Regions from separate parts of the Mus musculus genome. Here region 1 is linked to region 2. The links are chromatin contacts, found by Hi-C or POLR2A ChIA-PET in ENCODE. All regions are on one chromosome and are shown on one strand. Each heading gives the region's core, a stretch centred on a gene start or an enhancer-like site at or near the end of the contact. The rest is flanking DNA. Distances are from core to core; before and after follow the strand shown.

Evidence for each region. A loop is a pair of places that touch in the nucleus more often than their neighbours do. ChIA-PET counts read pairs that join two places held with the same protein, here RNA polymerase II (POLR2A).
Region 1: a map of left cerebral cortex shows a loop between it and region 2 (4-fold over the local background). The contact joins the promoter of Wdr20 here to the promoter of Hsp90aa1 in region 2. A Hi-C loop is called at or near these places in 5 of 37 maps with a recorded cell type or tissue (T-helper 1 cell, gastrocnemius, heart and 1 more). POLR2A ChIA-PET finds 5 or more read pairs at or near these places in 5 of 5 experiments (Patski and embryonic stem cell).

What each region holds. Positions count from the first base shown.
Region 1 is chr12:110,736,647-110,741,725 of GRCm38, forward strand. It overlaps Wdr20 (WD repeat domain 20), which reads left to right and starts at 1,354. Exons shown (of 3, transcript NM_027149.4): 1 at 1,354-1,631. The coding sequence starts at 1,383.
Region 2 is chr12:110,693,870-110,698,573 of GRCm38, forward strand. It overlaps Hsp90aa1 (heat shock protein 90, alpha (cytosolic), class A member 1), which reads right to left and starts at 2,526. Exons shown (of 11, transcript NM_010480.5): 1 at 2,383-2,526; 2 at 1,650-1,811; 3 at 1,183-1,549; 4 at 702-835; 5 at 154-474; 6 at 1-7. The coding sequence starts at 1,811.

The DNA.
Region 1 (5,079 bases), core at 104-2,603, 42 kb after region 2:
TAATCTCTGGTTGAGTTCCAGGACAGCCAGGGCTATTTAGTGAAATACAGTATCAAAAACAAAAACAACAAAAAAAGGATTTACTGTAGTGCTTTTTTTTTTTTCTTTTGCCAGTTCTACAGGATGTTAGTCAAATGCCTTATTACATCACTGGCACAGTTTCTACTGTGTCTGTACTTGCTTCCCACTACATAAAATGGCTATGATTTATACTTCTTTAGAACACTCCCCCTTGTGTACAATTAATTTTTGTGAGGTTGGAGTCTCGGTCTGTGGGCTCGGGTAGCAGCCTCCCAGCTCCGGGCTCAGGCATTCCTTCTGTCTGGAAGCACAGGTGCCCACAGTGTACTGGGCTCGCTCTACAGACAGGATTTCTCAGGGATAGGTCATTCTTCGTGTAACATTTTCTCCGCTCTAGAATTCTATTTTAACGTTTATCACTTTAGAAGCCTTTGTATTCCAGTGCACACACCCAGAAATCGAAGCATCAAATGGTGACTGTTAGGTCCTACTTTAATGTGTGCGCTTGCCTTCACCTAATACTTTGTACAGGATATTCAGCACAACTCGATGGTTCTCCTGGCAAACAACTTCAGGTTCCGTTTGAGGCTTTAAGAAAATCAATTAGCTTAACCTTTATTAAGAGGCACAGGAGACAGAAGTTCCGACAGAACCTACTTTCTCAAGAACAAGCCAATGCTCACCAGGAAGGTTTCAGGTGAGACTTGAAAACACAAGTCCTGTACATTCATGCGGTTCTTCCCACCCCGCCTACAAAACCCAACCCAACCCAACCAAACCAAACCAAACCAAACCCTGAGCTGTAATAAAGCCCAATCCATCGATATCTTCTGTGAGACGTAGAGGGGCTTGTCACCAGGCATCGGTACCCCGCACCCAAGCGGACCGTCGGAGTCCTCCCTAGCTTCCCAGGGAGGATCGCGGACAGCTGGGACATACACGTCCAAACACCGGACTTCACTGCTCGCCTCAGGCTCTGCCGGGACCACCAGCTGGCCAAGGCCAACGCGGTGGCGTCTCTTAGGGATCGGGTCCCTCAGCGAAGCTGCAGAGCGAGACAGGAGCCCCGCACCAACGCTCAGCGCGCTCGCTTCGACCCGCACCAGGAGGGCGGCACCCAGGGGAGGAGCTTGCGCACGCCCCTCCGGGTGGAGCGCGCCAGGTGAGCGCGCGTGCGCAGTTGGACCATTAAAAACTAGCCCGCCCCCTTCGCTTCGGCCCGCCTTCGTGGGGGCTGGCTCGCCAGTGGGCGGGGCCGCGGAGAAGGGGGTGGGGAGTGGAGAAAGCGAGCGGCCGAGGACGGCGCCTGCGCGGTGGGCGTGATCCGGGCACTTAGGGCAGGATGAACGCTGCTTTCCAAGATGGCGACGGAGGGAGGAGGGAAGGAGATGAACGAGATTAAGACCCAATTCACCACCCGGGAAGGTCTGTACAAGCTGCTGCAGCACTCGGAGTACAGCCGGCCCAACCGGGTGCCCTTCAACTCGCAGGGATCCAACCCTGTCCGCGTCTCCTTCGTAAACCTCAACGACCAGTCTGGCAACGGCGACCGCCTCTGCTTCAATGTGGGCCGGGAGCTCTACTTCTATATCTACAAGGGGGTCCGCAAGGTACCGACCCGGGCGTCACCGGGGGCGCGCCGGCGGCGCGGGCCGAGGCCGGGAGCTGGGCGGTGACAGCGAGGCCGGGGTGACCGGTGGGGGCGGCCGGCACTTGTACTTTTGAGTGGGCCGGTAACTCCGCTGAGGTGCTCCGGAGGAGAGGGGGCTTCGGGAGTGAGGCGCCGGCGGCAGCGCTGCCTCCTAGGGGAGGAGGGGGCTCTGGAGCCGGGTCGCGGAGATGCCCCGGGAGTAGCCGGTCGCCTCCTCCCCCGGCGGGGTCTGTCAGGTTCCGATCCCGCCCGGGAGCGGGCCTGCGAGTCCCCGGAAGAGGTGCGGCGGCCGTTTTAGGTGGCCTCGCTTCCCGGGAGGCTCGAGAGTCCTGCCCTGGGTGAGAGAACCGGGACGCGAGGCGGCTTGGAAAGGTCCGTAAGGCGGAACCGGGACAGGGAGGCGGAGGACTTGGAGACTAGGTCAGAAAGGACCTGCTCGGCACGCAGGGCTACTCCACCTGCTGCCGCACTGACACTTCTCCTGGTGTCAGCACTGTTTCCAAAAACCTTTCCGGGAGGTCGCCTGTCATTGTCTCCGCGGAGGGAACCGTCTCCCGAAAGGTTTTTGAAGAGGGTCATTCTGTCCCTTGCAGTGTAAGAGGGCTGAGTACTCAAGACTAGGGAGGTTGGAATTATGTTTTCAAATAGGCTAAGTTGCTTCAGAGGTGTTGTGTGTGAGCGTGCCTAGATTTATCTTGTCTAACGAGTCAGGCTATGTCCCAAACAGGGAGGGATAGGCCTTAAATGCTACTTTAAAGTAACCAGCCAAGAACTTAACAGTAATTCTGTGACGCATGCAATCGAGTTTTAAAATGTCTCGTTAAAAGCAGCAATTTATTGGCGCTTTTATTTTATTTTATTTTTTTATTTTTTGGTCACTGGCAAGAATTGCTTATTTTAACTTTTGACCATTGAGAGAGTAAGGAAATGTATGCACTCCATAGCACCTCCAACGGAATGTGACAAGGTGATGGAAGATTCACTTATAAATGTTCAGTTAGTGGGAAAGTACGTTGTCCATATTGAAGAGGACGTGTTCCCAGGGATGGCTATATCCAAAGTCAGCTGCTGTTTATGTTGCACTGTACGGTTAGGAGGACAAGGGAAGGAATGATGGTGTGCAAACGTAAGCTTGTTTCTTTGGTCCAAGGTGAATCTTCTGACTTGTCTTTATTCTTGTCAGTGAACTCCCGAAGCGTTTGGAAATAGCTGGTTGACTCTCCTCTCTCGGGGTTGGGAAAGTATCCAGTGGTTTGAAGAGTAGGAACTGAAGTTTTAGTGCAGTTCCCAACCCTGTTACTGACTCACTGCTGGCTGACCTTGGATACCTGGGAAACTTTCCTTTGCACTTCTTTAAAAAGGGAGGCTGCAGTGCACATGTTATAATTCGTAATAGCTGTGATGGCCATTAGAGTCCTGACACACTCAGGAGATGTAAATTAGAGTTAAAGCAAGCATTGAGAGGAACTGCCGTCTCAACATTCCTGCTCTGACTGAAATACCAGATTTTTCTCTGGAAATAAATGTAAGCTTATATTATCAACACCTACATTTGGGGGCTGGAGCAAAGGCTCAGCGGTGAAGAACCTGTACTGTTCTTGCAGAGGACTCCAGTTCAGTTCCTAAAACCCATGTTAGGCTGCTCACAGCTACCTGTAACCCCAGCTCCAGGGAATTGGATGTCCTTTTCTGGGTTCTGGAGACCCACTTACAGCTTACACAAATAAGTTTAAAAAATAAAAGAAATCTTAGAAAAATTGTAATTAGACCCTACCATGGTTGTGCATACTTGCAATCCTAGCACTCAAATTGTGATTTTTGTGGCCAGCCAGGACTATAGTTGGTAAGTTCAGGGCCAACCTGTGCTACAATTATCACTTTTGAGGCAAGCATGGGCTATATGGTGGGGTCCTCTCATAAGGAAAAAAAAAAAATCAAACCAGGTGTGTATGATAGCATGTACCTTGACAGGTGGATCTCTGTGAGTTCAAGACCAGCCTGCCCTCTATAGAGTTTCAGGCCAGCTAGGACAAAAAACACTCGCAATTCGAAAAACCAAACAGAAATAATGATGATGTAAAAATACAGTATGCTTAAAAGTTAAATTCGGGGGCTGGTGAGATGGCTCAGCGTGTAAGAGCACCCAATCTTCTGAAGGTCCTTACTTAGTTCAAATCCCAGCAACCACATGGTGGCTCACAACCATCCTTAAGGAGATCTGACTCCCTCTTCTGGTGTGTTTGAAGACAGCTACAGTGTACTTACATATAATAAATAAATAAATAAATCTTAAAAAGAAAAAGTTAAATTCATAGGGCATACAGTATGCTTAAAAGTTAAATTCGTGGGGCCTGGAAGACGGCTCAGTAGTTAAAGAGTGCCTGGTGTTCTTCTGAGCCTAGACCCCAGCTCTCACTTCGGCAGCTCACAAACACCTGTGCTTGTAGCACCAGCACCTTCAAAGCCCTCTTCAAACTTCTTCGGGTACCTGCACATATGTGGCATTCACACATATGTGTATAAATAAATAATAAAAAAAACTTTAAAAAGTTAAATTTACTTCGAGAGATTACTAGTTCAGGCTTCGCCTCCCCCCACTTCTTTACCACTCCGACCCCCACACCCTTGGGTGTGGACAGAACATCAGGGCCTTCGGCATGCCAGGCAAGTGTTCCCTCCCTGTGCTGCACATCCAGCTATTGGATCATTCCCATGACACACTTCACCTGGATCTAGTACCTCTGGTTTGTATAGGAAAAAAAAAGACCATTTGCTTAGAAGTATCTTTATAATGGTGTTCTAAGAGCTTTAAAAAAACTACACCAAACATTCTCTGAAACAAGTATGAAATACTGCCAGGTGGTGACAGCACACTTAATTCCCACGTGTGGACTCAGGTGGTTCTCTGACCTTGAGGCCAGCCTGGTCTACAGAGTGAGTTCCAGGATAGCCAGGACCACACAAAGAAAGCCAATCTCCAAAACATAACACACAAAAAACAAACCAAAACCAAGTCAGAAATGCATGAACATTGGCTTTCTTTCTTTCCCTGGTGAATTGAGTGCTTTGAACTCTGGGAGGGGTGTGTGTGTGTAAGTAAAATTTTATGTATCTTGTAGGATACATTTGTATTGTGGCAGATATTTAAACTCTTCTAGCTGGTGAATTAAAGTTTTTCTTTCTAGCCGGGCAGTGGTGGCGCACGCCTTTAATCCCAGCACTCGGGAAGCAGAGGCAGGCAGATTTCTGAGTTCGAGGCCAGCCTGGTCTACAAAGTTCCAGGACAGCCAGGGCTACACAGAGAAACCCTGTCTCGAAAAACCAAAAAAAAAAAAAAAAAAAAAAGTTTTTCTTTCTATAAGTGAGTTTGTTATAATTCTGAATATGTGACCTTTTGTTGTTGTTGT
Region 2 (4,704 bases), core at 1,276-3,775:
AAAAATGCTGCAATAAAATGAAACAACCTTTTAATGCCATGGACAAAATGAATTGGCTTTCTCTACTGGGCTAAGTTACACTTCGAAGCTTTTCTATAGGTGAGTATAGAGGTTTAAAAAGTCAACCTGAAAACCTGCTTTTAAGTCACTCACCTTTACTGCCAAGTGTTCTTCCCAATCGTTAGTTAAGCTCTTGTAGAACTCTCCATATTCCTCATTAGTGATGTCATCAGGATTTCTCGTCCAAATCGGCTTTGTTTTGTTGAGTTCTTCTTGATCAATGTACTTTTCCTTTATCTTCTTCTTTTTCTTCTTGTCACCATCCTTCTTCTCCTCCTCTTCTTCATCAGAGCCAACATCTTCTATTTCAGGTTTATCATCAGACTCCTTTTCTTCTTTTTCTTTCTCTTCCTCTTTCTCTTCCTTTTCTTCAGCCTCATCATCACTGACTTCCTTATCTCGTTCCTTCTCCACCTTGAAAGGCAAATCACTTCATTATAAATTTATACAACTAGGACAGATCTCAGAAATGTGTACAACCAAGAAGCCTCTCATCAGTAGTTTCTCTAATTTCTCCACAATCCTCTTCAGATACCACCTTTCCAAACAGGCTAATCTGTCTAGTACAACACCAGGTTCACAGAACTCTAAACAGCCTCAGTTATCTCAATTATATGAAATTTACCCTGTAGGTAACTTACAAAGAGAGTAATGGGATAGCCAATGAACTGAGAATGCTTCTTCACGATCTCCTTTATTCTCCTTTCCTCCAAATACTCTGTTTGGTCTTCTTTCAGATGCAAGATAACCTTTGTTCCACGACCCATTGGTTCACCTGGAAAAGAAAAGGGCAATGGTTACTATTCAAAGCCTCCATGCTTGCTGGAGGTTTCCTAGCAGCTAACCTTCCCCACAAATGCAAAGGTCTCCAAAGCTTTAACTTCCTTGCCCAAGATGTACAACTGAGCAAACAGCCATACATTTTTCCTATTTCCTAGCCCAGGTCCTGAAGCTCCCTTTAGATTAACAATTTTGTTGAAAAGCTCAGGACTTAGCACTAAGGCTATGTATGCCAGACTGCTCTTTAACTCTTCAACTCTCCAAGTTAACCCTCTCAAGCACTTACTGAAGTTAACCAGACACCCCCTACAATTGAATACATTCCTTTTGGCCTATGCCTACCTGTGTCAGTCCTCACTGTGAAGGATCCCCCAGCTGAGGACTCCCAGGCATACTGCTCATCGTCGTTATGCTTCGTGATGACAGTCACTTTCTCAGCAACCAAATAGGCAGAGTAAAAACCAACACCAAACTGGCCAATCATAGAGATATCTGCACCAGCCTGCAAAGCCTCCATGAAGGCTTTGGTGCCCGACTTGGCAATGGTGCCAAGGTTATTGATCAAGTCGGCCTTGGTCATTCCAATCCCGGTATCCACAATGGTCAGGGTTCGGTCCTGTTTGCTGGGAATGAGATTGATGTGCAGCTCCTTCCCCGAGTCCAGTTTACTGGGGTCCGTCAGGCTCTCGTAACGGATTTTATCCAGAGCCTATTAAGAAAAGATTAAAAATGAAAAAACCGTCAAGCGCAAACCCCAAGGTGAAATTTTCAGGGAAAGCAACGTCCAATCCTCCAAGTGGTATACTCACGTCCGATGAATTGGAGATGAGCTCCCTCAGAAAGATCTCTTTGTTCGAGTAGAAGGTATTGATGATCAAGGACATTAACTGGGCAATTTCTGCCTGAAAGGCAAAGGTCTCGACCTCCTCCTCCTCCATTGGTTGGTCTTGGGTCTGGGTTTCCTCAGGCATCTGGAACACAGAGGACGACTCTAAAGCCTCACAGAATGGCTGCAGGCGTGCTAACGACCGCCCCTCCTCTATAGAGGTCTCTTACCGACTCTATTTTGGACTAAGAAAGGGACGAAATAGAAAAGGGCGACGGGGCGGGGGGTGGATGACAAAGGGATGACCTCATTTCAGAATGCGGTAATTACGAAGCGCATGTGCGCGCCTCCGGGAGGACGTTCGGACCCGGGCGGCTCCACGCACGCCGTTCCTAACGGCCACCCTCCCCCAACCCGCCGCTATGGCGCCTCCCTCGCCCGCCCGCGCCTCGGCGGCACCGGCGACAGCCCAACCCTCGCTTCGCTCGCCCCGCGCCCGCCTCGCCGCCGCCACCGCTCCTCCTCGGCGGCCATTGCCGCATCCCCGGCCTGGGGCGTAGATATGAGGCCCGCCTGGGGCCTAGGGTCGGAAGCCATGGCCGCCCACCTCCGCGGGCTGAGGGAACTCGGATGGTGGCCCCGCTGCCGCCGCGGCGCCAGCAACCTACGGCCCTGCTCCCCAAGCCCCCGCTAAGTCCGCCTGCGCCATCACTCACCGTGGCTGAATGAACACGCACGAGACGTGACGCTCCGCACCAGGACACTGAAGCAACTGGCGCGCCGCCCCCTGCGCCGGCCTTATATAGAGGCGGGCCCGCCCAGCGCGCGGCGCTTCTTTCCAGAAGCCTCCGGAACCTTCCGGAAGAACCCTCCCCAACCGTCGCCTCGGCCGCGCGCCCGCGCCTGCGCAATGGACGGGCCCCGCCCCTCCACCTGGAGCGCGCCGAACCCGCGCGGAGAACGAACGCAAGCCCCTCCTCCACAGCCAGGTGCTCTGCACATGCGCAGTCCGGAACGCTCGGCGGGCCGGGCGCCTTCCCGGGCCGCACGCGCGCGCGCGGACGGGCCGGCCAGCGCATGCGCCTGAAGCCTCCATGTGAGCCCTGTGGTCTAAGGCTTCTTTTCCCCGGCGCTCTGTAAAAGGGACGTCCCCATGGGAACGCGCGCGTGTTGTGTGAACCTCGCGGTCCTCTGCGGCGCTTTAGGTCCTTGCAGGCAAAAGGTCCCCCTTCGGGCTCCCTTTGGGAACGCGGACCCCGCAGGAGGCGAGTCCCGCCCCCCCCCTGGCTTCCACCTTGATGGGTGGGGCGCCTCCCGGACTGGGGTTCTGGTTGCGTAGTCTGAATTTCAGGGCTGACCCCGCTGGAGTGTGTTCTGAAGCCTTACAGTGGGCTTACTGAGAGACCTTACACGGTGGGTCTTACAAATCCGTCCAGAGTGCTTGGGGATTTCTCTTTGACCAAAAGCTATGACCCTCAAATTGGGCGTTGTGAGGGATTTTGTATCAAATTTGTGCTACCTTAATTTACTGTAATTTTGGGGCTGGAAAGATGGCTCTTCCAGTAAAGGTGCTTGGGTTTGATATCTGCCACCCAGAGCGTGGGAAAAAAAGCTAGCCTTCAGCGCTGTGTCTCCCACGTGCCCATACACACACACACTCGCACAGTGTGAAAATAAGTGTAAAGGACTAGAGAGATGGCTGGGAGCAGTTAGTGGTGCCAAACACGCACGTTAAGGCAGCTCACAACCACCAGTTACTACAGTTCTTGGAAATAAACTATCCTCTCTGGCCTCCACGGGCACCAGGAACACACATGGTGCACAGGCACACGCAGTCAAAAAATGGTCATATAAAACACTCTATCCTGATTTTTGAAGCACCTTCATATGGTGTACATACGAAGTTACTTTGGGCGATTAACGTGACCCAAAAGATAGTTTCCTTGTTTGTTTATCTTTAATATAGGCTTCGGTTTCACTCCCCATACCTTTCCTTTGGGTTACTCCCACCCTGTATTTCCTATTTCCGCATCTTTTCCTGCTGACAAAACGATTACTAAGATTAGAAAGAAAAGGGCTGGAGAGATAGCTCAGTGGTTAAAAGCATGGACTGGTCTTCCAGAGGACCCAGGTTCAATTCCCAACACCCACAAGGCAGCTCACAGCTGTCCATAACTCCAATATCTGACACCTTCACACAAACATACATGTAGGCAAAACACCAATACACATAAAATAATAAATAAAAGCTTAGAAAGAAAAGAAGCCGGGAAAGAGGAAGCCAGGCAGTGGTGGCATAAGCCTTTTTAATCCAAGCACTCGGGAGGGAGTCAGAGGCAGGTGGATTTCTGAGTTTGATGACAGCCTGGTCTACAGGGTGAGTTCCAGGACAACCAGGGAAACCCTGTCTGGGGGAGTTGGGGGGAAGAAAGAAGAAAGAATGTGCTCTGTGGACAAAAACACAGCAGGCAATTTCCTCTGGGAGAGGAAGAAAGTCACCCATCTCCATCTCGCCCTCCCTCCAGGGAACGAGGCCCTTTCCCAGCAGCTGAGGAAAGACCTCTGGCCCCCCTCTCTGAACTGAGTGGGGGCATTAAGTAGAAACAGTTTTCTTTTTTGAGGTATTAGCTTTTTTTATACAGGATCACATTTTGCAACCCCTTGCTATGCAGAGCAGGCTGGCCCTGAATTCACATAGATCTGCCTGCTCCTGTTGAGGTGTGTATCATCGTCCCCAGCTGTACTCTCCAGGGCCACTCCTTTTCCCTAAGACTGGCCTTTTGTGTTGGGTGCCAGGACTATTAGGTGTTGATTTTTAATTGTTTGCATAAAAACCACAAGTCAAGCTCCAAGCTGTTAGGATCTCTACCCTAGAAGGGACTTTTGCTTTTTAGTTTTGGTTTTGTGGTCTCCACACCAGGAATGAACCCAAGGCTACCTATGTGATACACTAGGCAAGCTAGGCCCTCCACTGGGCCAGAACAGGCTCTCAGTTGCCAATACTTGCTTTAAGGGAACTTTAGCACAGGCAGACTGAA